Linked DNA regions of Homo sapiens: all the other regions are linked to region 3. Evidence: chromatin loops called from intact Hi-C (ENCODE). Cell type or tissue: PC-9. All regions are shown on one strand.

Region 1 (4,000 bases), 130 kb after region 3:
TGGCAGGTGCCTGTAGTCCCAGCTACTCGGGAGGCCAAAGCAGGAGAATGGCGTGAACCCGGGAGGCGGAGCTTGCAGTGAGCCGAGATTGTGCCACTGCACTCCAGCCTGGGTGACACAGAGAGACTCTGTCTCAAAAAAAAAAAAAAGAAAAAAAAGAACTACACTTCTAGCCAGTCAGGCAAAGCCAAGGATTAAGAGAGTTACTCTGAATTTCTCTGCTGCCCCCTCTGCCTCACCTCCCATGCATTGAACACAGAGTGTATATGTAAGTCCTCCCACCCCAACCATCAAGACAGGCACATCTGCCATTTTTCTCTGTCTTCTTCAGTTCCTTCCAGGTTCTCTCTGCCTTGCTTAGGAGCTGCCCCTGTTTGCAGAGCTCTTCATCAATAGACTGAATATTTACAGAATAGCGCAGTTTTGATTAAACAGTTCATTTCACTGGAGACTGGGGTGGTGTATTGTGTCTCCTCCGGAGTTATTCTTGGCATCAGCAGCCCTTGCTCTTAGCATCCGTTTCTTTACATTTTAAGGTGGAGCATAAGAAGAACTGCAGTGAAACAGATCAGATGGGGGGCAGGTGGGATTTCTCTTTACCTTTCCCCCGCTATTTCTTGGTGGATTTATCCCGTTATCTTCGCTGCTATTTGCTCCTTGCTATCTTTTATTCTTCTCTTTTGAAACTGGCCGAGTCAGAAGGAAATAAACAAATGCAAGGGTGCGTAGAAAGAGCATTAGATGGTAGGTCCAGAAACTTGGACTCTACATCCAGCATCTAGTGATGTGATTGATTGATATCTGTTTTAGCTTTTCGGCACCTCAGGTTTTGGGCTGTTTTTTTTTTGTTTTTTTTTTAATCTGTTAATTGAAGTGATTGGTCTAGATTTGTGGTCTTTGAATGTGTGTCAGCCATGGAAACCTTCCTACAAACAGAATCTCAAGCAGCAAATGTTAAAACCTAAAAGCAATTTTGTTTGGGTTGAAACAAGGTGGGCGGGCAGTCAGGAACCCACCCTTTTAACTTCTGTGTCCTCTGCCATCTCCTGTAGCAGCCCCCAAAGTAGTTCCACAAGATCCTTGGCCTTGGGATGCTAGAGCACAACGTCTAAACCATTCGATGTGCCTATTTAGAAACTCATTTCCTGCTCTTAAAGCGCTCAGCCCTCTCCCCTACACATAAAGCCTTGCCTCCATGAAAGCAGGGAGGACTAGCCTTCGAAACCCCAGCACACAGAGGTGAGTGTGAGCACAGCTCAACAGTATACAAGCCCGCTGGAAAGCTGCCCCAGACAGAATTTCCTCAGTTGCATCCTATGGACTATCAGTCCCAGAAACGCTTGGCCAAAAAAGGAAATACGGAGGGCGGGGGCAGCTTGCTTCAAAGTAATTGAGGTTGAGAGCCGCTGTATACCATCTGCCCCTTCTAGAGATTAAATTCACAGTAGCTTCTTCTCTCGGGCCAGCAGGAAGCCTGATTAATGCCGCTTAATACGACACTTCCCATATTTATTTGGCCACAAAACTCCTTTTTCCCCATAACTCCTATTAATATCACAGGAAACAGTTTGAGATCAGAAAAGCCTTCACAAAGGCAATTTTTAAAGACTGAGTTATAAGGCTCAAAATAAATGAGGAATTCTAGAAAAGGAAGGGAGGAGGGAGAAGGACACTGGTTTGGGGTCTGGAGGGCTTTAAGATGAGGGCGAAACAAGGACCACCCATGATTCCAAAGAATATCCGGAACTTGCTTGTTGTCTGTTGGTGCCTTTCTTTCAGCTCATTCCTAGAGGGCGGACAGAGGCAGGAGTTGCTGTGTTGCTGGCCAGTGGCTCCTGACCATAGGAAGGGGACTGTGGGTGTGAGAAGTAAAGCAGAGCAGGCCCCTGCCTCTGTTCTCCCCTTCCCCCTGGTATTGGCTCACCGTGACAAATCTTTCCCTAGGAAGGGCAGAAAATGAATTATCCTGTTAAATCAATTCAGCAGATAACCCACCTCTGTGCAGGCCTTGTGCTGGGACCACACAGATGCATAAGACACGTACAGCTTAGAGCCTAGTCATGAAATGGGAAATAAACAGCCCCATCCTCAAGGTCTGAACAGGGGATTGGGGAGCACAGAGAAGGGCCCCACCCCGACCAGCTGTCAAGAGAACTATCCATACATTCTAATTCCTCCAAGGTTGAGGGCTAAGGTGTAGGAAGAGGAGAGAGGTTCCAAGCAGAAGGAATTGCAGAAGCAAAGGCACAGAGGCATCCGGGACCTGCGAGCAGCTATGGCTGGAGCCGCGTGTCGCAGGATGGAGAGCGTGTGAACAGAGGGGACTGGAAGCGGATCCTCCCAGGAAGCAGTTGCAGGCGGTCATGCTACAGTGAGTTGCTGATAGTAGGAGGGGAAGAAAGAGGAAGGGGGAGTGGAAGATGACTCAGTGGGGGGTGAGCCAGTGCCTGGAAGAGAGGAATGTGTGAGCAGAATGAGGAAGTTAGCAAAAGCTGGTTGAAGGTAGGAGGTGGAAAGACAAGTTCAGCCCTCAACAAGTTAAGCAGGTTATATAAGAAGTCCAGGCATGGATGACGATGATCATAATCATGATGGGGAGGATGACAAAGATGACTAGGAACGCTCTGTCATCTCTCTCTCTCTCTCTCTCTCTCTTTCCTTCCTGGTTGTGTGAGTTTGCAGGGAGACGGGAGGTTGTGAAGAACAATAACCAGAAGAGAGTTTGCGTCTTCATCAGAAAGCACCTGGGGCAGGTAGAGTTGGTGCTAGCTTCTCCATCCATCCCTGACACCCCAGCCCCATTCATCATTCAGCAGAAGACAGGCTGGGCTGGCCCAACTTGGTCCTGTACCCCCACCACCCCAGAACCCCACTGGTCCATAGTGAGGATCCCTTCTCTTTGACTCTCCTCCTTCTCTGTGACTCGCCTAAGCCTGATCCTACACCTTCTCTCCCAGCCACTGCCTCAGCTTCCTCCACCCCCAGCTTGGGACGAGCCACCTCCCTGGCTGGGTAGCATGGGACAAGCCATCTCCCTGCAGAGGCAGAGAACCAGTGACACTACACGCAAACCAAGGCCATGCTGCAAACAGAACACCAAGGCACCCTCGTCTTAGGATGCATTATATTCGGGGTAGATGTTGAATTCTAGTAACACATTCCCTGGGGTGTTTTCAAATCCAGACACACTGGAGCCTTGTTCCAGCCTCACTGTGGGCGAAGGCCCCGGGCTCACCTCCAGCCTCAGGCTGGCTCTGGCTGCTGCCCCTGTTCCATCCTGGCAAGCGGAACTGAACAGGCCCGACTCCACAGCCCCCGGTGCTGCCAGCTGCAAGCTCTGCTGACTCCAACCTCAGGCCCCTGCGTGCCTGCTTCTAAATCCACACGTTCCTGCTCCTTCCTGCCCCTGCTGCCCTCTCAGAATGCCACTTCTTTCTGCCAAGACCTCAGGCATTGCTATGGCCCAGCCCCATCTTTATTGATGTCGGGGCTCTGTCCCCTTGCAGAGCCCATCCCATTGCCACCCACATCTGGGACAGCAAAAGACTTCTCAGTTTCCTCCAGAGTTCAGTTTCTTCCAAAAAGCTCGGCACATCTTAGCTGCCAGTGTGAACTGTGAGCTCCCAGAGATGCCCGTGGCACTTTCCAACATTCGTCACTTTTGACACATCTAAAATATCCTAGCTCCCAGAGCTGCGTGAGCACCAGCCCAGATGGACCGGCTGCTGGGGAAGCATCAGTCTCTCCAGGGCCTCTGTGAAGCCCTGGGGCAGTAGGGGGATGTCTGACAAAGCTTCCTAACTGAGGAGCCCCACTTCCTCTCGCTCTGGGCACCCCTGCCAAATGAGCGGGCACCTCTATGTTCCAGCAGCCCTCGCTGCCCAGCTTCTGAGCTGCAAGCCAGCTTCCTTCCACAGAATTCTCTGCACCTTGGCTTCCGGTGGCTCCAAGCACTTTGCCATCTGCCGAGTCAGTTCTGCCAGAGATGAAGCAGCTGATG
Region 2 (4,000 bases), 160 kb before region 3:
GGAAAGGCCCACATTTGGCCGCTCCATTCTCCACTGACTGATCTATACTTCCTCAGGAATCAGCTCTGAGAGCCCCCTGGGGATGCTCTGCCAGCTGCAGCTCACCCTTCCCCACACTCAGCCACCCCTCCCCAAGGTCCCTCTGTGGAGGGAAAAAGGCTTTGCCTCTCCTAGAGGGAACATCACCAAGGCAGATGGAATAGCTCATAACAAGGTCCATGTGCAACCCCTCACCTTTGTGTGTGTGAACATAGGGCAGAGGTAGGAGGAGAGGGGAGGGATAAAGGAAGACAAGACTCTCCTTGCCCTAGAACCAGATATTTGCTAAATCTAGACCTGAAGGTAAAATTACTTTGCTCCTATCAGAGGACGTAGTTAGAGGGTGGGAAGAGGGGAGGGCCACCCTTCTTCTCCCCCCACACCCTTGCTTCTCCCATTTCCCTTAATTCTACCGGTTCCCTCTGTGACAACACTCCTGGGTGACAGGCTCTGGATCCCATCCCCACCCCAGAGAATCCCACACCCAGTCTAGGCCAGGTGCCTGTTCTACTCTGGTGCAGGCTGCTTTAGCCACTGTTGGGGAAGGGAAAAGCTGGGCGTGTGGAGAGTGAGGGTTGGGGGCTTGCAAGGGGTCCTGGCAAGTGAGAAGACCAGTGGGCTCAGAGGGAATTAGAATTCCGTGATATATTCCAAGGAAACTCAGGCCTAGGATCTAAATGGAGAATGGAATGCAGCCAGGGGCTGGGAAGTATGAACTGGAATCTTTGCCTTCAATTTGCACATGATAACAATGCCCCTGAGACTAACATCTGGATAACAGAGCACTTGTACACACAGCATCTTGTTTGACTCTTATACCCACCTGGTAACATATAATTATGATCTCAATTTTACAGACCAGGAAAGCTAGCCCTAGGGAAGTGAAATGACTTTCCCCAAAGAAGCAGCAATAAGTGGGCTTTGAGTCTTCTGATCCCAGAGTATGTTGATGATAAAATAACTCATGAACTTTAGCAATTATTTCAGAATTCTCATGCTGCGGAATTAACAAAATAAAAAGAAAATAAAGAATATATAAGAAAAAAAGATGTACCTATGTAAAAGCAACCCCACTTACATCCCCTAGTGTGAACTCCTAATCCTTGGGCCTAAAAATTGTGGAACTCGGTATGATAATGGACATGATGAATTGTGTCTGATTAATAAATTTCTTACAAGTTTTATTTATTATAACCTAAAAAAATCTATACACATGATATTTTCACACGTCATGTTCTTCATGGTATCTGCTTACAATAGTTGCATATTCTCTAAGGGACTGCAGTATTCAATTATTTTATTAGGTTCATAATACTTCACAAGATAAAGCATAAAGCAAATATAAAGAGATGGTTTTTGCTCCAAATTGATGCTGAATTCTAAATAAGGACGATAGTATGTGACAAATTAATATCTTTATAATTTGGCTTGTAAGATACAATTCCCAAAAGTGAGGCTCTTACCACACACAAAAATATGGAGACGGGAGGGAGGAACCCGACTTAATTTAGGTACACTGCCACCAGGTGGAGGCAGAGTGCCACGGACTGTGAAGTCCAAAACAATAGGTGGAGGATTTGTTAAAATTACAGACTGTAGCTCTGGGTTCAAACCCTACAGACTTGTAATCACAAACGTTTCCATTTTTTATGTATTAGAAACATTTACTGGAAAATAAAATTCAAGCTAGCGATATACAAACATTTAAAATAGCTCTTTAGAAGGACTTTACAAACTAAAACTATAGTTATACATCTTTCCCTTCAATCTCTTAAGGTTCTTTTTCTCACAAACACCTTCAAAGAAGGTGACTATTGATCCCTCCTAATGTTGTTTTAGTGTGAAACCCCTAAGATATCTGGAATGGGTTTGGTGAAAACTTCCAAAGCTCCATTTCAAGCTCTGACCTCTTAGTCTCTCCTTCTCTCAGCCAGTATAAGAAATAGCGGTGAAGGGAATTGGAAGGATAGTGGTGGTGAAGGCTATGGAGGGAGACCGACTGTCCCAGTTTACCCAACACTGCCCCAGTGTTAGCACTGAAAGTCCCACACCCAGGGGCACCCCTACTCCCAAGCAGACCAAAAGAAAAATATAGGCTTTCATTTCAGACTTGCTGCTCTAAGACCTTCATCTCTTCCCAATAGAAAAAAGCCAAATACTCCCCTATCTGATGAACCCCTCGAATCTCATGTATAAAAACCCTCCTTCGGTGTGAGTCTTTGCTGTGAGGTTAAGATTGTGCTTTGTATTTTAGGTGGAGGCAGGTATGATGTGTAGTAGATACACAAATGTATAGAGGCTGGTGAAGTTGCAGCGGGGAGCAGGTAGACCAGCTGTTTCAGGTAAACAGACAGGTCCTCAAGGAAGTCCCTCAGTTTATCATGCCAACCTCTTTGGACACCTTGAGGCCTCTGATGAGGCTGCTGGTGGCAGGGAAGCAGGAGAGAATCTGCTCCAGCTGACACAGGATGTGACTCTGGAACAGAGGCTGGAGGCTCCTGGAAGGGATATATTTAGCCCAGCTCTGTTAATAGCTGACCCCTTGGATTGCCTCAGGAATGTAGCAGGCAGAGTTCTTCATGGTGAAATAAGACGTACAGGCTTACAACTTGAAAAGAAAACTCTTCAAGGAATGACCTTACAAAGAATGACTCCACAGGGACCAGATGAAAATGTTAATGTTATTTTGTGCATTGCTTTCCTGAGCACTTTATATCCATTATATTCATTTCCTGTATTCTTTCATGTAATTGGTACAACCATAATTTAGCTTTTCTTCAGGGCAAGAGTTCTTTGTCAAGTTCATGTTCTCGGGCAGAGTCCTAACAAATCCTGCAGGTATACTACACCTGGTACCTGCCGACGCCTATTGAGGAGGAAAGCCACAGGATGTGGTAACATTCTCAAAAACAGAGATCTAGTTAGAATTACCTCCAAATCCTGCAAAGAATGAAACGGAGATGCTGACCATGGGAGCAATGTCCCACTGGGATGGCAGGGAGATCTCACGTGGTGCCTACCAGGGAGGGGGGTGGGGGGCGGAGTTGGGGGCGGGGGGAGCACGGGAGTTCCGAGTGCTGAAGACTGCAATGGGAACAGACAAGGAACAAGGCGACACAATGGCACAAACAATGCTAGAACAAGACATTTATTTATTGAATCTGAAGCAGGAGAACTGAAGACAGCTGAGAAATATGGTTGAGTTCCTAACTCGACAATGAATAAGCAGACTGTAATTTACAATTGCATGGGTGTTAGGCTGCCATGTGTTATGTAAATAGCTGTGGGTCCCTTTAAGAACAGAAATCCAGTGAGGACAAGGCCCTTTTGTGATACAGACTGGCTCTCCTGACTCAGACCTATCTTGTTTTGCAGGGAATAAAAGGAAGCCCACTTGGATAGAGCTGCCAGATAAACTAGAGGACACCCAGTTAAGTTTAAATGTCAGGTAAACAACAAACAAAATATATTTTTAATATAAGTGGGTCCCAAATATTGCATAGGACCTACTTATACTAAACATGTTATGTGTTGTTTATCTGAAATTCAAATTTAACTGGGCATCCTATTTGCCAAATCTGTAACCCTACACCTGGGATCAAAAAGGAAAAGATAATGAGAGGGGAAGGGAAGCATTGCCATTAAGGCAAAGGAACAGGCACTTGGAGCAACATCAGAAATGCCCAAGAATAGAGGAGAAGCTCAAACAGTCAGAGAGCGTAGGGGCATGGAGAAGAAATGCTGGCCTCAGTAGCAAAAGCTCCCAAGAACCCCTCCAAATAGCTTCAAAGTTTTTCAGCTCACCTTGTTCCTGTTTGAGTGAATGGCCAGGTATTGAAAATTATTTTATTGGCCTTGTTGGGGCATATAACATTCTTTTTTAAATAGTAGAAGGCTGGACTTTCAAACTTAACTGGGCATTCCTGGCAAAATTCGTCTGATTAAAGACCCACTCAAATGA
Region 3 (4,000 bases):
CCCATTAACGTATCTCTCAATACTCAAAAAGTAATAACTTCTGAAGAATTGCACTTATCCAGGACAAACCGGATAGAGTAACTACAATTCTTCTTCCTTCAATATTCCACATGCTTCTCCTTCCCCAATGAAAGCAATCTTCTTTTTCTAATAGAGTTTGCTTCCATTTCTGTCTACCCCTCCCTCAAAAAAGAAAATTACAAGATTAGCTAAAAATTAGATTGCAGTATATTTCACAAGTTAGTACTTAACTGACCACGTATTGATTCATGACGGTTAATATTGACTCCTAAGTACACTACGAGACCCTTAGCAGTAGAAACACCATCCGGAGTTTTCCCTGTGTTCTCCCACATATCCAGAACAGTGTTTCTCAATCAGGGCAACTTTGCCCTCGGGGGGACATTTGGCAATGTCCAGACACATTTTGATGGTCACGACTGGGTCATGGTAGATGTTACTGGAATCAAGTGGGAAGAGGTCAGGATGCTGTTAAATGTCTTACAATGCTTGGGACAGCCCCCACAACATAGGATTATCCTACCCAAATTGTCAATAGTGCTGAGGTGGAGAAATTCTGATCTGGAATCATTCTGGGCCCATAAAAAATGCTCAAAATGTTTGTTGATGGAATACAACTGGCTCGTGTTCACAGGAAGACAAATGACAGCTCAAAGGGGTGTGGGGTAGTTAGGGGGTTCATGGAGGAGATGGGCTTAGTAGACACTTGTAAGTATGGGTAGAACTCGGATGGGCAGGGAGGAGGAGAACAGGAGACATTTCAGAAAGGGAAAAGCTACAGAAGTATGGCACTCACGAGAGGTCCGAGAAGACTGATCTCACTGGCAAAACCTAAAGAAATGCTTCAGACCAAGGAGATCTTAGTAGAACAGAACTCAGTATCAAATTTGACTGAATAATGTAGTTTGGTTTCAAAAACAACTGACTATATGTTTTGGGGAAGGGGAGTAGGAAAAAATTGTATTTAGCACCATTTATATTTATATAAATAGCACCACTGATTTATATTAGCACCATTTTACAGATAAAGGAAATGAGACATGGAGACGTTAACCATAAACTTGGGGATATTTTTGCTTAATACTTTGGTAAATCTGCTTACTTATTATACCTTTTGACATGGGCTGGGTGTTATTATAGACAATACCGCCAGTGCATGGTAGCCCATGGTGTTTACAGCATGGGCTCTGGTTGAGAAACACTGTTCTGGGTGTGTGGGAGAACTCAGGGAAAGCTTCTGATGGTGTTTCTGTCACTAAGCATCTCACAGTCTACTATAGGCTCACACTGACTCCACCACTTATTAGTTCATGACCTTGGGCAAGGGGCTGGACTTGTGAATATTAAATTGGCTTGTAAGGGTAAAGCAGACAGGACAGGACGAGGCACACAGAATATGCTCAGTCATGTTGGCTGTTTTTATTATCGTCATCCTTTTTAATGAAGGTTCCTTAGCCCTAGCCTACAGGTTTCTGCTGAATTCACCACCTGAATAAGCAGCATCAACTCATCTGGGGGTGGCAAAATGAAAGGGGAATTAGCATACGGCCCAGGGGAAAACTTTCCCTTTGCCCTCTAAAGGATTTCCTGAAAAATCCACTCACAAAAGGCAGATTTATTGAAAGGCATATAAAATTTATTTGATTACAGTTTTACAATGACATGGGAGCCTTCCCAGTGAAGACCCAAAGATACAGGGGAAATTGTCTGTTTTTATGCTTAGGTTCAACAAAGGACGGACAGTGTGTAGAAATACGATGGGATAAAAAAGCTATGATCTAATGCTAAAGACTGCTTGGGGAAACCTAGCAAGGCCTGTCTGGATTCTTAGCCTCTCTGAGCACGCATTCCTTCCTTCTGGGTTTGGGGCAGGGCCTTCTCTGGAATTGCGGTCTTATGACCTACAGTCAAACAAGGTAGATCAGATAATTTCTTTGTGGCCAGTTTTTATGCAGAAAGGTGGGGAGAGGGGAAGCGGGGAGTTAGAGTAGTATTTTTAGGTCACAGGGCTGCCTTTGGGGAAAGGGGGTTCTGGTTTCTAGGACCTGCCTTGGGGAAGAAGCTAGTTTCTATATCTAGCCTTGGTGGAGAAGGAGACTAAGAGACAGGAGAGCAGAAGATCAAAAAAAAACTTTTGCTTCTGAGCTCTTCATTGTGGGGTATCACCAACATTAGCAAGCCCCTTTCAGGACTTTCCCAACTCTTTTCAATAGCCTGTTTTCACAGATCTCTCAAAACTCAAGGATTTCAATGTCACTATTCAAGCTGAAAACATTTTCCCCTGCAACCTCCTTGTTAAATCTGTAGTTTGGACAAGGAAGCAATAAAGCAAGCATGTGCAGGCTGCTGCTTTGAGTAGCCAGCTGAGAAATGATTCCCACTAGGGTGGGTGTGGGTGTGTGTGAGTGTGTGTGTGTGTGTGTGTGTGTGCGTTGTAGGGAGAGAAAAAATGCAATGTACACAGCAGGATGACCCACAGATTCTGAGAACACAGTGTCAGTCTGCAGAAGGCAGGCACTTTTACACTTCTGAGCAATCAGCACCTTTATGTGCAATTTATTTCCAGTTTTAAAAAAAATGAGGTGGGTGGTTCCTCCGTCAAAGTTACCTCCCTGACTTTTAACGGCTCATTAAACGGGAAAGGATTGAGAGGATCCTTAATGGTGAATGGGGCTGGAGGCTCGGCCACTGAAAAGGACTGGGTAGACTGAACCTAGAAAGGAGAAGCTAATAGGGCCCAGAGTGGCTGCCTTCAAATATCTGCAGGGCTGACAGTGTGGACAGGAATTAAATATGCTATGTGTAGGAGCAAGTTGCAGAGAGCAGGTTTCAGTGCAACATACCAAATGTTTTTCTGCTACTTAGAATAGTCTAAAAATATAATCCCCTGTCAAGGAGTAGTGAGTTTCCCATCATTAGAGTTATGCAAGCAGAGGCTGCATGACCATTTTGCAGGGATGTAGTAATTATTTCAAACATTAAAGCCATTTCCAATTATATAGTTCCCAAATTTAAAACTTCCATTGCCTATTTGGACATAAGGGGTAGATTCAGCTTATTTGCTTTGCCTTCTGCAGGCTTGACTCCATACCAGTGATAGAAAGAGTTTCCATCTCCAAGGTGAGCTCCTGTCGATTGTTACTGGATGACTGGACCACTATGTGGAGGTTTCCGAGGCTATGAAATGTGATCGATTAGTGATGCTAAGGACAAAAGGAAAGAGCAAAGGAGGCCCACTTTTCATGTGTATTGTATATGCAGCAGCTATATATAGTTTAGGATAAGATTTTTAAAACATTTTAAATCTAATTTCCCTTCTCGATAAGCAAAATTCTTTCCTTTCCACCATTACGGTTAGGGCATGAGACTTATTGCCTCAGGGAAGGGGCAGCTGGATCTCCCTAGAAAAAGGAGACTATGGGGTAAGGAAGAAAGATATAATGTAGGGCAATTTCCAGCAGACAGAAGGGTAAGTAGCAGCCCTTCTTCAGAGAAAGTGAAGAGGACCGGAGAGGGTGAAATGGGAAGAAGGAGCTTCCAGAGACCTCCCTGCCCTGCCTCCGAGCCTCACTCAGGGCAGGGAGTAAGGACAGATGGAAATCTGGGGTAGGATGAAGGGAAAGACGAACACCAAGGAGGATCCACAGTGCTTCTTGTTTGGCCATCTCATGCTGCCCTACGCCAACCACACAAGGCAGCCACAGCAGGTCAGAATGACAGGGTGGTGTGTGTGAGAGAAGAGGGCCACAGCAGGGGTCCAGAACATCTCTGTTCACAGGTGGTGTGGAAGTGTCTGGAGTTCTCAAATGTGCTAGTGAGGGATACAGAGTTGAGAGCAAGGGGCTGGGCTTGAGTGGCCATTGTGAGTCGCCAAGTGACACAGTTGATTGCCAGAGGTTCTATAAGGCCATTGAGGTCAGAGATGGACATCACATCAACAAGGAAGCCACCAAGCCCGGAAGGTGCTAAAAGAGCACAC
Region 4 (4,000 bases), 62 kb before region 3:
TATAAATATTGGACATCTTTCCATTTTTCTATGTCCTTTCCATTCTTTCATCAGTGTTTTATAATTTCCATTGTAGAGATCTTTCATTTGTTAAATGTATTTCTAGATATTTTATTTATTTATTTGTAACTATTTCAAATGGGATTGCTTTTTAGCTAGTTTATTACAGGTGTATAGAGATGCTGGTTTTTTTTGTATAATGATTTTTTTATCTGCAACTTTACTGAATTTACTTATCAGTTCTAAGAGTCTTTTGGTGGAGTACTTAGGTTTTTCTATATAGGAGATCCTGTCATCTAAGGATCTGAATACACATTTATCAAAAGAAGACATAGAAATAATTAAAAAGTATATGACAAAATGCTTAGTATCACGAATTATCAGAGAAATACAAATCAAAACCACAATGAGATATCATCTCACCCCAGTTAGAATGGCTACTATGAAAAAGACAAAAAATAACAAATGTCAGTGAGATTGCAGAGAAAAGGGAAGTCTTGTACACTATTGGTGAGAATGTAAATTAGTACAACAATTATGGAAAACAGTACAAAAGTGCCTCAAAAAACTAAAAAATAGAAATACTGTATGATTCAGCAATCCTACTACTGGATTTTTACCCAAAGGAAAGAAAATCTGTATATCAAAGAGATATCTGCACCTTCTTGTTTATTTGCAGCACTATTCACAGTGGCCAATATATGGAATCAACTGTGTTCATCAACAGATAAATAGGTAAGTAAAACGTGAGATACACACACACACACACACACACACACACACACACACACACACACACACACACAATGGGATATTATTCAGCCATAAAGAAGGATGAAATCTCGTCATTCACAGGAACATGGATGAGCTGGGAGGACATTATGTTAGGGAAAAAATGTCAGGCACAGAAGGATAAATATTATGTGTTCTCACTCATACGTGGGAGCTAAAAACATTGAGCTCATAGAAGTAGAAAGTAGAACTGTGGTTCTCTGAGGGTAGGAAGAGTAGGAGGAAGGGGAAAATAGGGAAAGTTTGGTTAATGGACACAAAATTACAGATAGTTAGAAGGGTAAGTTCTGGTGTTCTACAGCACTGTAGGGTGACTGTAGTTAATAAAAATCTATGGTGTATTTTCAGATAGCTAGAAGAAAGAATTTTGAATGTTCCTAACACAAAAAAATGATAATCTTTGAGGTGATGGATATGCTAATTACTCTGATTTGATCAGTATACATTGTATATATGTACAAAATACTCCTGTGTCCCCAATAAATATGTACAATTATTACATGTCAATTTTATGTGTTTAATTAACTAATTAATTAATTAGCTTTAAAAATGAGGAAATGGAAGCTTTGAGAGGGTAAGCAACTTGCCCCAGATCACGCAAGTCGGGAAGGGGCAGGACCTGAAGTCTACCTTCAACCACTATCCTCCTTTTGCCAAAATAAAAAAAAAGACCGGAGAGGCCCCAGGGAACTGTAGCCTGAGCCTGGCCCTGAATGCCCATCCTGGCTCCTGGCCTACAGCTGCCTTCTCAGGCAAGTTCCCCTCTCTGACTGTGACCCAGTTTCTTAATCTGCAAAATGGAGAAAATGTGACGTCCCCTTCCTCGTGCACAAGGTTGGGATGAGGACCAGATGAATCACAGACATAGACATCTGTCAATTGTAAAATATTGTTTGATGGGCCTATAGTCTATGCACTTGTGTCTGAATGAGGAGAAGATACTCCCTGTGGTTGGCCCACGATGATATCAAAGGCAAAGGTCACAATCTTCCAATCAATCTAGCCCAACAACCCAGTTAATCAATTCTACCTCAGACGTACTTCCTTGTGTTTACCTTTCTCTGGGAACATCAGCCCAGCCTAGTTCCCAACCCCTGCCAGACCTGTTCTCCCCCAGCTGAGGCCACCAGATCTGTGCCTGCAGGCCAACCCCCTCCCTGCTGGGCTGGCCCTAACCGAATGCCCAGTGTGGGAAATTGAATCCTTATCCTGTTCCACCACTTTAGAACTAGAAACTGCCTTGTTCTTGGCAGAACTCCGCCTCATTGCCGGGACTGGGGTCTGGCCAGAGGCAGAAGCCTGAAATCTGATGCTGCTCCCCAGCTTTGGACTTCTGAGAATCATCCAGCCCCGAGAATTTCTGGCCACCGAACCCTGTCCACTGTCCTATCTGCAGCCTGAGGCTGACTACCTGCTTAGACAGTCCGCTTTTCTTAAAAGCACAAACCTACCTGCTCCTGTGTGCTGCTCCCCAGGCTACTCATCATCCAGCAGCCTTAGCTGGGCTCCCCCACCCCCTGTGTAACACCTGGACATCCACCAGTGCCTGCCCCCTCCAAAGCCTTTTTTTTTTTTTCTACATCCTTCTTTCATATGTACACATTTCCCAAGATTTCACACTGATGTAAATTCTCTTTTCCGGATATTCTGTCCTTTGGCAATCTCACCCACTTCTGGGGTTTCAAGTAGCAGCCTAGGAGGAAGAGGCCCATGAATATAAGGGTCATTTTCAAGTTAAAATCACCAGAGCCCAAGACTAATGGGCAGGAGAGGGAGGAGACAAGGTGGGAGTTGAGAAAAAAGCTGAGCCCCGAGGAAGCTGGCCCCTCCCCACAGCTGCTAAGAGAAAGACCCAGGCTCAGTCATCTCTGAATCCTCCCAGCCTTGGCTGCACTGCCACGTATAGATGGGTACAGAGTCTTTGCTGGATGAATGAGTGAATAAATGAATGGCTGCATAAACAAGTTGCTACTTACCTCTCTGGATCCTAGTGCATTTACTGAAGCTGTCCTCCCTCCTGAAGTGGGGCATACACGAGGCCAGGAGAAGGGGTTAAAGCCAACCAAGTCCAGGGAGAAACCCCTAGATTTCCTGCAGGATTTGCACAGGAACGTGTTGCAAGGTGTCTCCTCCGAGAATTCACTGAGTCCCTTCAGGAGACCCACAGAGCATAGAATGGGCCCCCAGACTTTGGAGCAGCACCCGGCTCCTACTGTCTCCCTAGGAGACCGTGGGTCCCACCAGCTTTTATTTTCTATTCAGCAACACTATTGCCTATGTTTATGGATAGGACTGTGTTGAGCAAGAGTTGACCTTTATTATCTTAATTCAATCTTCCCAAAGACCTTCTGAGATAGGTACTTTTATTTTCTTCATTTTACAGATAAGGAAATTGAGGTTTAACTATGATCCCATAGCTAATAAAAGTGACAGAACCGGGTTTTTTTCTTTTTACTGAAATGGTATTATTTCATCAGAATTTGCCCACATGCTCAACACTGCTGGAATGTGTTATTTTGAAATCTGACAATGAACTACAGAATGGTAAAAGCGGAAGAGCCTTTGAGACAAATTAGTCTAGCCCAGAGTAGGGAAGAAAAAGAGAGGGAGGCTCAGCCTGCAGGCTGCAAACCCTCCCCTCCCTGTTTGTCCTGCTCCTAAAATAAAACAGAACAAAAGACAGGAAAGTCACTAGATTAGAGAATTCAGCATCTCCCTCCTAATTCCCTGTGATGTGATAATTCTAAGACCCACTTCCTGGAGCAAGAAGAAGCTAAGATCCCTCAGCCTGGCTGATGTGGTTTTGAAAGTGGAAGAGGGCAGGAAGTGTTGTGGTCACTCCCACCCAGCTGTGGGCCTCTTCCCAGAGCCCTCCTCACCAGATGCTGCAAACTCAGACTGCAAATCCAGAAGCCTGCAGCCTTCCGGGGATTGGCTCCCTGCGAAGATAACCCTGTCCTTCAACAAACCCTCGCTTCCTATTTGCATTCCTAATTGGCATCTTCTATTGCTTTTCCTGGTGACTTCATTTTTCACTCTTGGCTAAAAATGGGTCTCTGATGATTTATTCTATCCTGGGTGTTGACAAGCTGAAGAAGTTGTGTGGGGCCTGCTGCCAGTAACCCTGGGTGACGAAGCGTGACTCACCACTCCGAGGTCAGTGGGGGGATGGAAGGCAGGGGAGTCAGCTGACAAGATCTGCTGCTTT
Region 5 (4,000 bases), 120 kb before region 3:
CTTAAGAGAACTCAAAAATCCAAGTATGGTATACGAAATATTCAAAGATCTGGAATCTGCTTACCTACCCAGCCATAATTCCCTCACATGCCTTTTGCTGCAGTTAAAGTACTGAAGTATAGTGGGTGCACACACAAGTTATGCTGAGTTACTTCTAGTTGTATGATCCTAGGCAAAATGTGCTTTACTCAAAAATTATTTAATTATCATCTCCTTTCTGCAGCTGTGTGAGGCCCTGGGGCAGATAAAAAGATCTCATCCTCAAAGATCTAATTGGAAGGGAATGTCAGCAAGTAAACAAAAACTACATTGCAATTGATAGGCAGTATAGTCTAGATGTATGCAAAATGTGTCAGAAGCTCAGAGGAAAGTCTCCTTACATTTCTAGGGCACACGTTTCCCCAGTAAAACAATACACCAACCTCCAAAATTAAACTAAGGGTAAGGCCAATGCATAGCGTAACCTATATGTTTGCTAATACATTGCTGAAGTAAATCAGAAATGTGGGTCGGATCCAGTTATTGAGTTAAGTCACATCTTACATAACTAATGAAATGGAAATTGGTTACACACCCACCAAAGTATGCAGAGCCCTCAGGTGGAGATTAAAATCCCTTCTTGCTGCCACAAATTCATCTCTGCAGTGTTTTAAAAATGCACATATGAAAGTTACAGGTGACAAGCACTGTACAAGCCACTTCACCAAGCTTGAGATAGTCTAGCTATTAATCACCTAAACTAGCAGCCATGGTCTGATGATATGCTAAAATAAAATAATGCAACTCGCAGTGAGGGTTATTTTATTTACATTTTAAATCTTCTAGCATATGTCTCAAGAAGTTTTCTGGCCCAAGGCTGGGCGTGGCGGCTCACTCCTCTAATTCCAGCACTTTAGGAGGCTGAGGCAGGTGATTGCTTGAACTCACAAGTTCAATAACAGCCTGGGCAACATAGCAAAACCCCGTCTCCATAAAAAATACAAAAATGATCTGGGCATGGTGGTGCATGCCTATAGTCCAGCTACTCAAGAGGCTGGGGTGGGAGGACTGCTTGAGCCCAGGAGGCAGAGGTTGCAGTGAGCTGAGATAGTGCCACTGCACTCCAGCCTGGGTGATAGAGCCAGACCTTTTCTGGAAAAAAAAAAAAAAAAAAAAAAAAAAAAGAGGAAAAAAAAAGGTATCTGGCCCAGAAACTTGCAAGAGAGAACAAGAACAGGTATTGTTAAGCTGCCAGAGGAATGGAGACTGAACTCTTCCCTCTAAGACCTCTTAGAAATGCTAGGTATAATGTGTGTCACTTTGTTTTTAATGCACAGCTGCGTTCACAACCAAGAAAGGGAAATTCCCAAGTGATGAAAATGAAAAGAGACCATAAAAGAAAAGTAGTAAGTGATGAGCAGCTGCCAAATTGGATGAGAAGATATTGACATCAGTTTCCTAGGGGCGCCGGCTTTAATGCCCGCGTGGGAAAAGGAAAGAAGTCCTTGAGTCCACATGAGGTAGGGAGTGGGAACAGGGCCGCTGCTTAAAACCTGAACTCTCAAAGGGTGGCACCTGCAGAGAAAGGTGGACTAACAATAATCAATTTACTGGCAAATAGATCAAGGGTGTCTTTGCTCACATTCTGGAGAAGAAAATATACCAATCCAGATGGATTGATAAATTGAGGCATTTATTAATTTATTGCCTCTCAGCTTTGAACTTGTAATACCTGGTCTGGGATCACAGTCTGAACACTGTAAGCCTTTCTCCTTCACAGTAAGGATCATACTATACTTGTCAGCAGAGGGCACTGGAGGGACACTGCAGGAGGAAAAGGGCTTCTCTTCCTGGTTTCTGTGTGAGGGGTTTGGCTTTTTATTGCTCCTGCTGCAGGGTTGGTCAGCAGGGTGGGTGAAGGGGGACATCCAGTGGTGTTCTGCACGGTCCCTCGGTGACCTCACCATTCCAGCCAGTCCTGTGACCACCTTTCCATGGTCCTCCTGACACAGACTTCCCATGCTCCAGACTTTACACCTTGTGTTTCCTGTTTGCCCAGCAACTGCGGATGGGCCGCAGTAAACTCCTCTCCTTCCTGTGAGCTGCAGCCACATCTTTGCCAATGAGTTTTGAACCCCAGCCTCAAGAAGGCCCCATCCTATCCAAATGTGCCCTTCCTTGGGTATTCTCTCTCAGCCCTAGAGTCTCAATGTAGCATTCCCTTTACATCATTTTAGTTACTCTGTTAACATAGCTTAATAATGCCTTATAGTAAATTAACTTATTTAAGTTATTATGTGTGGTTTCTGTCTCCCGATTAGACCCAGACTGATACCACTGAGACATCAAAAATCTCTGGCCTATGCTATTAAAGATACAAATTTATATTACCTAGCATGAGTAAACACAAAAACATTATGAAGGGTTACTTCCTCAACCAAGGTGGCATAGCATTCTCCAAAAAGCGAAATACTGAATATACATCCAATCCAAAATTTAAAAACTCACAACGGAACAACCCTTAAGTATTGTCAAATATACAGTAAAATACAATAATGAATTTAGAACCAGGCTTAGAACTAAATGGGCTTAGAACTAAAGTACTTAGAATAAAGAATTTAGAATGGGCTTAGAACTAAAGTAACTTCTGATAATAAAACAATCCAAAAGAAAAGATTATAAATACGCTTAAAAGAAAATTTGTAAATTAGTAGAAAAAGGAGAGACTTGACAAGAACAGGCAGATTCGAAAAATAACCAAATAAAACTTTTACAAATGAAAAACAAGCCTTCAAAGAATGAGCTCAGTAGCTGATTAAACATAGCTGTAGAGAAAATAGTGGACAAGAAGAACTGAGTAATCTGCACAGAATTCAGCACAGAAAGTTAGACAAAAATATCTATAAAATACATAGAGAAAAGAATAAAAAGCATTGAAATGCAGATAATAGGAGTTCCAGAAAGACAAAACAGAGTGAACTAGGAAGGCAATGTTTGGAAAGTTAATGGGAGAGATTTTTCCAGAATTGATAGAGATTTTCTGAAAATGACTCCACCGATGGAAGAAACACAGACTCCCAAATAAGATAAAAACCTGGAACATTGATAGGAAACTCCAGACCAGAAAAAAAAAAAAAATCTTCAAAGCAACAAGAGACAGATTGCCTACAAATAATTAAACTAAGAGCAAAAATTTTAATAAGAGCCACAAAGATCAGAAGACATGAAATAATATTTTTGTAGTACTTAGGAAAATGACCAGTCAGTGTAGAATTTAATACCCAGCTAAACTATTATTCAAGGAGGAGGGTAAAATAAAGACAATTTGGGATGGACAAAGCTGAGAAAATTTATCCAGTGACCCGCGCTAAAATAATTGCTAAAGGATGTACTTCAGAAATCAAACTATAAACACAGGAAGGATGGGGTGCAAGTAGCAACGGTGAGCAAAAGAAAATCTGTGCCAATTATCAATGTATTCCTCTTGGCTCTTAATCCATTCTTCTGTGCCCTCCTTTGGGATGTAGAGCTGGACCCCAGCTGTTGCAATGTTAGTCCTTGACAGTACAGGGCCCTGGAAAGACCAGCAGGAGGAAGGGGCTTCTCTTTCTGGTTCTGTTGCTTTACTCTTCCGGCTCCTGTGGCAGCCAGTGGGTGGTTTGCAGGTGAGGGGCCACTTACCTAGCAGTTAGCACAGCTTCCAGCAAGTTCTACGGGCACCCCAGCAGGTGGCTTCCCAGTGACTTCCACAGCAACACAGTGAGTGGGTTCAAGAAAGTTCATCACTGGCAGTCTAATAGGTGGTCTGCTAGCAGTGTTGCCAGCATTCTAGCAGCGAGTTTGCCTGTCTACCAGCCCCAGACTGTGGGGCCTAAGCAGACTTCTCCACCATGCAGGGGGCGTCAACCTTCAGTAAAATGTGACTCTCACCCTGGGAGAAGGCCCTTTTCCAGATGTGTACCTGCCTCAGTCCTAGGGGTAGTGGCTGCTTGTATATTTGCCATTCCTACATTCTTTAATG
Region 6 (4,000 bases), 77 kb after region 3:
TCAGAAACTCTGAGAATGAGGGCCCACAATCTGGGTTTTAGCAAGATCTCCAGAAGATTCTGATGCACACCCGTTTGAGAACCAAAGCTCCATGGAATACTAATTTGCCTTTGGATCTAGCCCTGCCGCCCACTCGAGATGGATGGTCCACAAATCTCAATGTGATTCCTAACATGAGTTAAGCTGTCCAACCCTGTGACGTTATCAGGGGATTTGTGATTAATACATAGTGACACCATTTAACTGTGGCAGAGGTTCTTACCCTTGGAAGCTCATTAGAATCATCTAGGGAACTTATAACAGAAAGGCCCACCCCAGACCAGTTCAGATCTAAAGACAGCCTGGACTGACAACCACAGAACTACAGAGCTGCCACCCAGACTCCATGGAACTCTGCTAGGCTGGTAATATTTTTAATTCATTAAGGGTTTATGTGTTTAACAACCCAGGTCCAGTAAATTGGCTCCTTTCCTCCCTATGAACCTTGGACACTCTGGCTGGTCAAGCCTCCACCTCATGCCCACTTGTTTGCACAGCTACTAACGTTTATGAAGTATTTGCTTAATGTACCTAAGCTCCACTGCCCAGAGCTATCCCACTTGATCTGAAAACGTCATGATGAGGTATGGTAAGCATTAAACATTAGTTCACCATAGTTCTATTTTTTTCTAATAACTTAAACGGCTTCAGGGAACATTTTGTGTGTGTGTGTGTGTGTGTGTGTGTGTGTGTGTGTGTGTACGCCTTAAGAGACTGGATCTCACTCTGTTGCCCAGGCTGGAGTGCAGTGGCATGATCGTAGTTTACTCTAACATTGAACTCCTGGCCCAAGTAATCCTCCTGCCTCAGCCTCCCAAAGCACTGGGATCACAGGCATGAACCACCATACCCACCCTAAGGAATATAGTTTTTTGAGCATGTTGGAGTACTCAGAACTCTCAGCTCAGCTCTTGGCCCACTTGGGTCTCAACCATTTAGAGTACTGATTACCAAAGGAAGAGCACAAAGGAAGAAAATCAGCTTTTCTCCTCTTCCTCAGTGTGGGAGAGGGGATTTGGCTTGGGCTCAAAGCCATAGTGATGCTTTCTGCTCCACCCCCTTTCAATTAAAGATCACCAGCTTCCCAAAAACAGGCCACCCTCATTTTCCAACCTGGCTCAGGCAGGGAAGCTGAGAAGCTTGGGGCTGCCCATTCACCCAGTCACCAGGCAGATAGACAGGTAAGAGAACTGGGACCTTCAGGCCTGCCCTCGGGAGGACTGGCCACCAGGCTTTACAGCCCAGAGCAGAGAAACACTGTGGCCGTTGCAAAACTCCTTGAGTGAAGTGACCCTACCCTCTACTAAAAACGTGGCCCAGTGGATTCCAGTTACTAACAAAGCTCGTTGAGAAGATGCAAGAAAGGAATGGAACAATGGCTAGGACCTCCCCGCGGCAGCACTTCCCCCAAGAGAATAGAGGAGCTGATGGGCACGTCACATTTTTCTCAATGCTGGATGACATTCCATCACCTTCCTCATCTTCATGGAATTTTTTTTTTTTTTTTTGAGACAAGGTCTCCCTTTATCACCCAAACTGGAGTGCAGTGGTGCAATCATGCCTCACTGCAGTCTTGACCTCCCAGGCTCAAGGGATCTTCCCACCTCAGACTCCTGAGTAGCTGGGACTACGGGTACATACCACCACACCCGGATAATTTTTGTAATTTTTTAGAGATAAGGTTTCACCACATTGCCCAAGCTGGTCTCAAATTCATGGCCTCAAACAGTGCTTCGGGTTCAGCCTCCCAAAGTGCTGAGATTACAGGCATGAGTCACCGCACCCAGCTGGAATGCATTCTTTGAATTTTAAAAGACTGTAAATGAGAGATTTGTTCAGAGAAGAGGGTGTTTCCTATGTACAAAACCAAAGACCAGCTTTTATTTTTTATTAGGTATTATAGTCACAAAGGTATGAAAGGGTATATAGTAATAAGTCTAAGAAATTTTTATGAAGTTTTTGAAGTAAAAAGCATTTTTATAAAATTTTAAATAAAAATTTTAATAAAATTACTCAATTGTTAAATGTAACTTAAAATTACTTTTTCATAAAATTACTCATTTTATAAAACACATTTTTCCTACTTTGAAAAGTAGTACATGCTTAATACAGAATTGGAAAAGACAAAAATACAGAAAGAATTGCATTTAACTCCTTTTTTTTTTTTTTTTGGTAGAGACGAAATCTCGCTCTGTCACCCAGGCTGGAGTTCTGTGGCGAGATCTCGGCTCACCGCAACCTCCGCCTCCCGGGTGCACACCATTCTGCTGCCTCAGCCTCCCCAGTAGCTGGGACTACAGGTGCCAGCCACCACACACAGCTAATTTTTATATTTTTAGTAGACATGGGATTTCACTCTATTAGCAGCCAGGATGGTCTTGATCTCCTGACCTCGTGATCCGCCCAAGTCAAAACTTCAGATTTTGCCAAACACCTTGAAAGTATGAGTAGATAGAGGAAGACTCGTCCTTTTGTCTGCCTCCTTTTCATCTTCCTAATACCTAACACCTCTCTAATCTTTCTAGAAATGGGTAAGAAAAGCTTCCATAAAGAAAGGTGGAGAGAATTGAAGCATGGTAGTATTTTTGCAGGAGAAATTATAAGGTTTGAAATTTATGGAGGCCTCAGGACATACCCAATGACCTAAGGTCTAGGCCAGAGATGGTAAGTAGGATTTTTTTTTTCTTTTCTCTTTTTTTTTTTTTTTTTTTTGAGATGCGGTCTCACTCTGTCACCCAGGCTGGAATACAGTGGTGTCATCTCGGTTCACTGCAACCTCTACCTCCCAGATTCAAGCGATTCTCCTACCTCAGCCTCCCGAGTAGCTGGGATTACAGGCACTCGCCACCATGCCTAGCTAATTTTTTTTGTATTTTTAGTAGAGATGGGGGGGGGTGGTCTCACCATGTTGGCCAAGCTGGTCTCGAACTCTTGACCTCAAATGATCCACCAGCCTTGGCCTCCCAAAGTGCTGGGGTTACAGGTGTGAGCCATCACACCCAGCTGATAAGTAGCTTTAAACACAAGTGAGGATTCTATTCCATCAGGAATGGCTGCTTTATGCAGAAGAACTCTAAGATTACATCAGGCTAAGGGTGACAGAATGCTGTAATCCATTAGCCTTATCTGTCATGGTCATGGCAGCAGCAAGAGGCAGTCTGAGTGCCATACACTGCAGTAATCTAGGGGTGAGCTGAATAGTGAATGGAGATTTGCCTAAAAGAAACTTCTGGAGTCAGTGCTCCAAAACTCTGAATCAACCAAATGAATGAATTGAGCCAAATAGAAATGCATGACTATTCAATATTTATTATGTAGAGAGGCTTAGAAAGGGCAGGCACCTGGAGTTCCTCCACCCTCCTCACCCAATCACAACTGCCCTTACTGCCCTACCAGTCCAGCCACGTGCCCTTTCCCACCCCTCTCAATGACCCTTGGGCTCCCCAGTGAAGCTCCCTGAGGGCAGGGGACATAGCTCTTTGGGGCCATAAAGGCATTAGCTCACCCTTCTCAGCCCCTTACACATTTACTGGGTACTTAGATCAGGCCAAGTGTGGTGGCTCATGCCTGTAATCCCAGCACTTTGGGAGGCCAAGGTGGGTGGATCACCTGAGGTCAGGAGTTCAAGACCAGCCTGATCAACATCGTGAAACCCCATCTCTACGAAAAATACAAAAAATTAGCCAGGCATGGTGGCACGTGCCTGTAATCCCAGCTACTCGGGAGGCTGAAGCAGGACAATCACTTGAACCTGGGAGGCAGAGGTTGCAATGAGCAAAGATTGCACCATTGCACTCCACCCTGGGCAACAGAGTGACATTTGGTCTCAAAAAAAAAAAAAAAAAAAAAAAGAAATCTTAGCAGGATTACATCTGTAACCCCGGCACTTTGGGAGGCCGAGGGAGGTGAATCACATGAGGCCAGGTGTTCAAGACCAGCCTGACCAACATGGTGAAACCCT
Region 7 (4,000 bases), 160 kb after region 3:
CAGTCGTGAGTTCAAACTCCCAGGCAGCTTATTTTTGAGGCACAGGATTTCTCTGTGTATCGGAACTTTTGCTCTCCAGTCAGGTTTCCCTCCCTTGAGTCAAGCAGGTCTAGGAATGACAGAAATTTCTTGTGGGTGCGCACAGCATCTGAAGAGTAGTTGGTGTGAGGGCAGGATCTTTCGGGCCAAAGGGTCCCTCCACTGGCTGTCCCTTAGGGCTGGAGGAGATGGCAGCACGCAGGTGAGGGAATTTGGAAGTCCTCCTGCTTCGGGGAGCTCCTCCGCTGCAGGCTGCCAATTAAAGACTCATTTGGGTGAACCAGCTCCTCTTTTAAATGGCAATGCCGCCTGGAGTGATTAAGCCTCTTAGATAATCACATTTCACTGGATCTATTTTAATCATGGAATGTTCGCATCATGAGGAGCAGTTCAACCCTGCCGTTTTTCAGATGGGGAAACCAAGGCCTAGGCAGGGAAAATTATTTGTCCAGAGACAAAAAGCTCTTGGCAGACCTGGCATTTAGACCTGGGGCCTCCAAAGAGTGAGCAGAGTGATTTTTAAAAACTCCTAAACCTGCCGCTGGTCTGTTTATGGGGATAAGAGGGGTATGGAAGAGAAGGGTGGGGGAATTGCTTTCTCCTTGAAATCACCTGGGAAGAAAAGAGGTCATTTTTCATCTTCCAGGGCTAAACTGGGCACTTCATCTGATTTGGCCCAGCCCTAGGACATCTACTGGGGACTTGGAGATTGGGAAGGGAAGCATCAAGAGAAGGAAGAAGGGGAAACAAGAGCAGTAGGCATGAACCAGGCTGAGCTTCTCCCATTTGCCAACGGCCCCACTGCCCGACCACCATACACTGCTGATGTGAACTCACAAGGATCCCTTTGTTATTAAGGAAGACCAAAGAATTGCATTAGGGCATCATTATCTCACCCACCAGCTACCAAAACCAACGTACTCATCCATCCGTATATTCTTCAAACACAGTCCTACCCTCAGGGGGCTCGGTGGAGACTAACCCACGATGAGTTCCTTGGAGACCACATTTGTGTCTCTTTATTACCGACTACTTATCTTGCTCCTGGGACATCTAGTGAGGAGGAGGTTAAGGGCAGGACTGACTGAAACTGGTCAGGAACCGAAAGCCCCAGGCTGGAGGGAGGTTCCAGTGCCGAGCTGTGGCTTGTACCACACCCTCTCCTTTTCTTTCTTACTTTTTTTTTTTTTTTTTTTTTTTTTTTTTGAGACCAAGTCTCACTCTGTCGCCCAGGCTGGAGTGCAGTGGCGTGATCTTGGCTCACTGCAACCTCCACCTGCAGGGTTCAAGTGATTCTCCTGCCTCAGCCTCCTAAGTAGCTGGGATTACCAGCGTGCACCACCACGCCCAGCTAATTTTTGTATTTTTAGTAGAGACGGGGTTTCGCCACGTTGGCCAGGCTGGTCTCGAACTCCTGACCTCAAGTGATCCACCCGCCTCTGCCTCCCAAAGTGCTGGAATTACAGGTGTGAGCTACTGTGCCCAGCCCATACCCTCTCCTTTTCTGCTCCCCCACAAATTCTCCCCAGTTCTCCTGCAGCCCCTCCAGTGAGCAAAGTCCTCACCCGCTCAACCCAGTTTCACTTGCTAGTGGAAAGTAACGTCTCTGTGGTCACATCAAGCCACCCTGGGCATGGCTGGAAAGTGCACTCATGCGAGACTCGCCTGTTTGAAGCAGCTGCTCATGGGATACTGCTATCTATATAATGTTATGTTATCCAATGTGGTAGCCACAAACCATATGTGGCTATTTAAATCCAAATCTAAGTTACTTTAAATTAAATGGAACCAAAAATTCAGTTTGTCAGTTACACAAGCCACCTTTCAAGTGCTCAAATACGTGGCTGCTGCATCAGAGAACACAGAAATAAAACATTTCCATCGCCGCGGAGAGTTCTACTGGTGATGCTGGGATGAAGATTTTAATCTAGGCCACCACAGCTACACCACTCCCTGCCCATCACAACCGTGATCATAACTGACTTGGGCCCCCAAAGCCTATTCCACCAGCCACCTCCAGCATTTTGATGAATACATATTACACTCTTAAAAGAGCAGACTTGCCCAACCCCGGCCTACAGAGAAACCACAATCCCCATTTTTCAAAAACATCTAATTGTACAATGTATTTTAGTGCAGGGTCTGGTTGGGCAAGATAAACATCGCCTCCTGATTGTAGTTTCACAAAGGATGACTAACTTGGCCTGAATTCCTCTGGCTCCCAAGATATTTCGACAAAACCATCAAAGGATCTATTTTCTACAACTGTACACCAGAACTCGGGTAAACACTGCGAGAGTACAGCAGTAGCAAGAGAGAATTGGGAAACAGTCGCCGAGTGAAACGAGGCAATTTATCGCCCACTTCCATTCTCACTCTCTCACAAGGAACCTTTACCAGTTTGGGAGCCTGTTTTTAAGGGAGGGGGAGGGAAACGGATCTGTACGGAGTAAATCCTGTTTCGCCAGTGCCTCCTCTCATTTCATCCTCAGAGCAGTCAGATGAGGTAACCGGGTGGAGAGGAGGGAAGGGGCCCTCGGGGGGCACTCTGCCCGGGCACTGGGCTGGATGTGTTGTACACGTTAGCTCATTTCCCATTTGATCCTCACAGCAACCCCCAGACAGGGAGAGACACACGCACACACAGAGACACGGTCAGGGCAAAGTCACACAATTTGTGAGCAGGAAGCATCGCATTGAATCCCAGCCTTTGCTCCTTTTACTGCACTTGGCCTCGGCGTAGGACCAAGGCCCTCGACTGAGTGCCTCTCCCTCCTGCGGCATTCCAGCTGCATGTCCCGCCTCCTCCTCTCTGCCCTCCTTCCACACTCCCTCTTCCATATCTCCTCCACTCTTCTCCTGTCTTCCCCGTGCTGCCCTTCCCCCTCCCCCGCCCCCTCACCCACGGCCCTGCACTCCAGGCTCCCTGGGTCGGGGGTGAGGGGCACTTGCTTCTGCTGCTCGCCGCAGCCATGAGAGCACCCTTCCTTGCTGGTCGGCGAGATGACGAGCCAAGCTGTGACTCGGGCAGTCGGTCTGTTTTTGGCTTCTCTCAGCTACTTCTTTGGAAGGTTTCCACTGACTTCAGGGAGAGTTCCAGAAGAAGCAGGGGGTGTCGTAGACAGCACAGGCTTGGGGTTGGGATAAGGAGTGTCAAGAATCTTGGCCTTGCTGCCAACCACTTATGTGACCTTGACCTAATGACAAAACCTATGTGGGCACCAAGGAAGAGGTGTGAATAGACATGGGGATGAACCACTAGCACGGGACCTGCAGGTGGGTCTCAAAACCTGCCCCGGTCAGTTCAGTGTGGAGGAAGGAAGTAGATGACACCCGATTAACACCTTCTGGAAGGCAGGCATTTTTTCATCGCCATCTTATCACATTTTTACAGCGACACTACAAGAAAGTTCCTAACCTGCATTCACAGATGAGGAAATCGAGCCCCAGAAAGGCTATGTGGTCTCCAGATCACAAGGAAGCAGGCATCAGAGAGGACTCAAACCCTGGGCTCTGTCTATCCGTTGAGGGCCCTTATTCCACCCACAGCACAAAGAGCTGGCAACAGGACGCCAGTCAGCACAACAGTCCTGGCCGCACACACACACTCCCCCATCTCCACCGCTCGCAGGCAGCAACAGACCCCCACAGAAGGGGCAGGCATTGGCCAGGCACGGTGGCTCACACCTGAAGTCCCAACACTCTGGGAGGCCAAGGTGGGAGGATCTCTTGAGCCCAGGCGTTCCAAACCAGCTCGGGCAACAAAGCAAGACGCCATCTCTACAAAAGAATTAAAAATTAGCCAGGTAGAGTGGTGCATGTCTGTAGTCCCAGCTACTTGGGAGACTGCAGGAGGGTTGCTTGAGCCTAGAAGGTCAAGGCTGCAGTGAGACATGATGGTGCCACTGCACTCTAGCCTGGGTGACAGAGTGAGACCCTGTTTCAAAAAAATTCAATTTAA

What was found. A loop is a pair of places that touch in the nucleus more often than their neighbours do. Peaks named below come from ENCODE experiments on the same cell type or tissue, not always from the same donor. Only the 100,000 strongest peaks of a DNase experiment are listed, where the experiment ranks them.
Region 1: a loop joins it to region 3, with 15 times the contacts of the local background. A loop is called at or near these places in 2 of 110 quality-filtered maps.
Region 2: it touches region 3 in a loop (14-fold over the local background); 4 of 110 quality-filtered maps call a loop at or near these places.
Region 4: it touches region 3 in a loop (12-fold over the local background); 9 of 110 quality-filtered maps call a loop at or near these places.
Region 5: it touches region 3 in a loop (8-fold over the local background); 2 of 110 quality-filtered maps call a loop at or near these places.
Region 6: it touches region 3 in a loop (12-fold over the local background); 3 of 110 quality-filtered maps call a loop at or near these places.
Region 7: a loop joins it to region 3, with 18 times the contacts of the local background. A loop is called at or near these places in 2 of 110 quality-filtered maps.

The regions. Positions count from the first base shown.
Region 1 is chr15:58,519,276-58,523,275 of GRCh38, forward strand. The region is part of intron 1 of LIPC (lipase C, hepatic type); the gene reads left to right. Among named protein-coding and RNA genes, the nearest start is that of LIPC-AS1, 23 kb to the left of the region's middle. RefSeq lists an enhancer at 2,010-3,209. In PC-9, no CTCF peak of the experiment used is centred here; a DNase peak (open chromatin) is centred at 2,486; H3K4me3 peaks cover 719 bases; H3K27ac peaks cover 2,857 bases.
Region 2 is chr15:58,226,340-58,230,339 of GRCh38, forward strand. The region is part of intron 1 of LOC124903499 (a long non-coding RNA gene); the gene reads left to right. Among named protein-coding and RNA genes, the nearest start is that of AQP9, 90 kb to the left of the region's middle. In PC-9, CTCF peaks have their summits at 1,588 (motif pointing right) and 1,787; a DNase peak (open chromatin) is centred at 1,572; H3K27ac peaks cover 1,319 bases.
Region 3 is chr15:58,390,910-58,394,909 of GRCh38, forward strand. No RefSeq gene overlaps it. Among named protein-coding and RNA genes, the nearest start is that of LIPC, 39 kb to the right of the region's middle. In PC-9, no CTCF peak of the experiment used is centred here; DNase peaks (open chromatin) are centred at 1,372, 1,882 and 2,592; H3K4me3 peaks cover 706 bases; H3K27ac peaks cover 3,629 bases.
Region 4 is chr15:58,328,411-58,332,410 of GRCh38, forward strand. No RefSeq gene overlaps it. Among named protein-coding and RNA genes, the nearest start is that of LIPC, 100 kb to the right of the region's middle. RefSeq lists enhancers at 3,464-4,000, 3,820-4,000. In PC-9, no CTCF peak of the experiment used is centred here; DNase peaks (open chromatin) are centred at 1,851, 2,411, 3,291 and 3,881; H3K4me3 peaks cover 2,463 bases; H3K27ac peaks cover 3,768 bases.
Region 5 is chr15:58,268,346-58,272,345 of GRCh38, forward strand. No RefSeq gene overlaps it. Among named protein-coding and RNA genes, the nearest start is that of AQP9, 130 kb to the left of the region's middle. RefSeq lists an enhancer at 1,685-1,979. In PC-9, a CTCF peak has its summit at 1,775 (motif pointing right); a DNase peak (open chromatin) is centred at 1,806; H3K27ac peaks cover 975 bases.
Region 6 is chr15:58,468,404-58,472,403 of GRCh38, forward strand. The region is part of intron 1 of LIPC (lipase C, hepatic type); the gene reads left to right. The region is part of intron 2 of LIPC-AS1 (LIPC antisense RNA 1); the gene reads right to left. Among named protein-coding and RNA genes, the nearest start is that of LIPC-AS1, 28 kb to the right of the region's middle. In PC-9, no CTCF peak of the experiment used is centred here; a DNase peak (open chromatin) is centred at 1,748; H3K4me3 peaks cover 2,347 bases; H3K27ac peaks cover 4,000 bases.
Region 7 is chr15:58,549,610-58,553,609 of GRCh38, forward strand. The region is part of intron 6 of LIPC (lipase C, hepatic type); the gene reads left to right. Among named protein-coding and RNA genes, the nearest start is that of LIPC-AS1, 53 kb to the left of the region's middle. In PC-9, no CTCF peak of the experiment used is centred here; a DNase peak (open chromatin) is centred at 2,292; H3K4me3 peaks cover 1,661 bases; H3K27ac peaks cover 3,302 bases.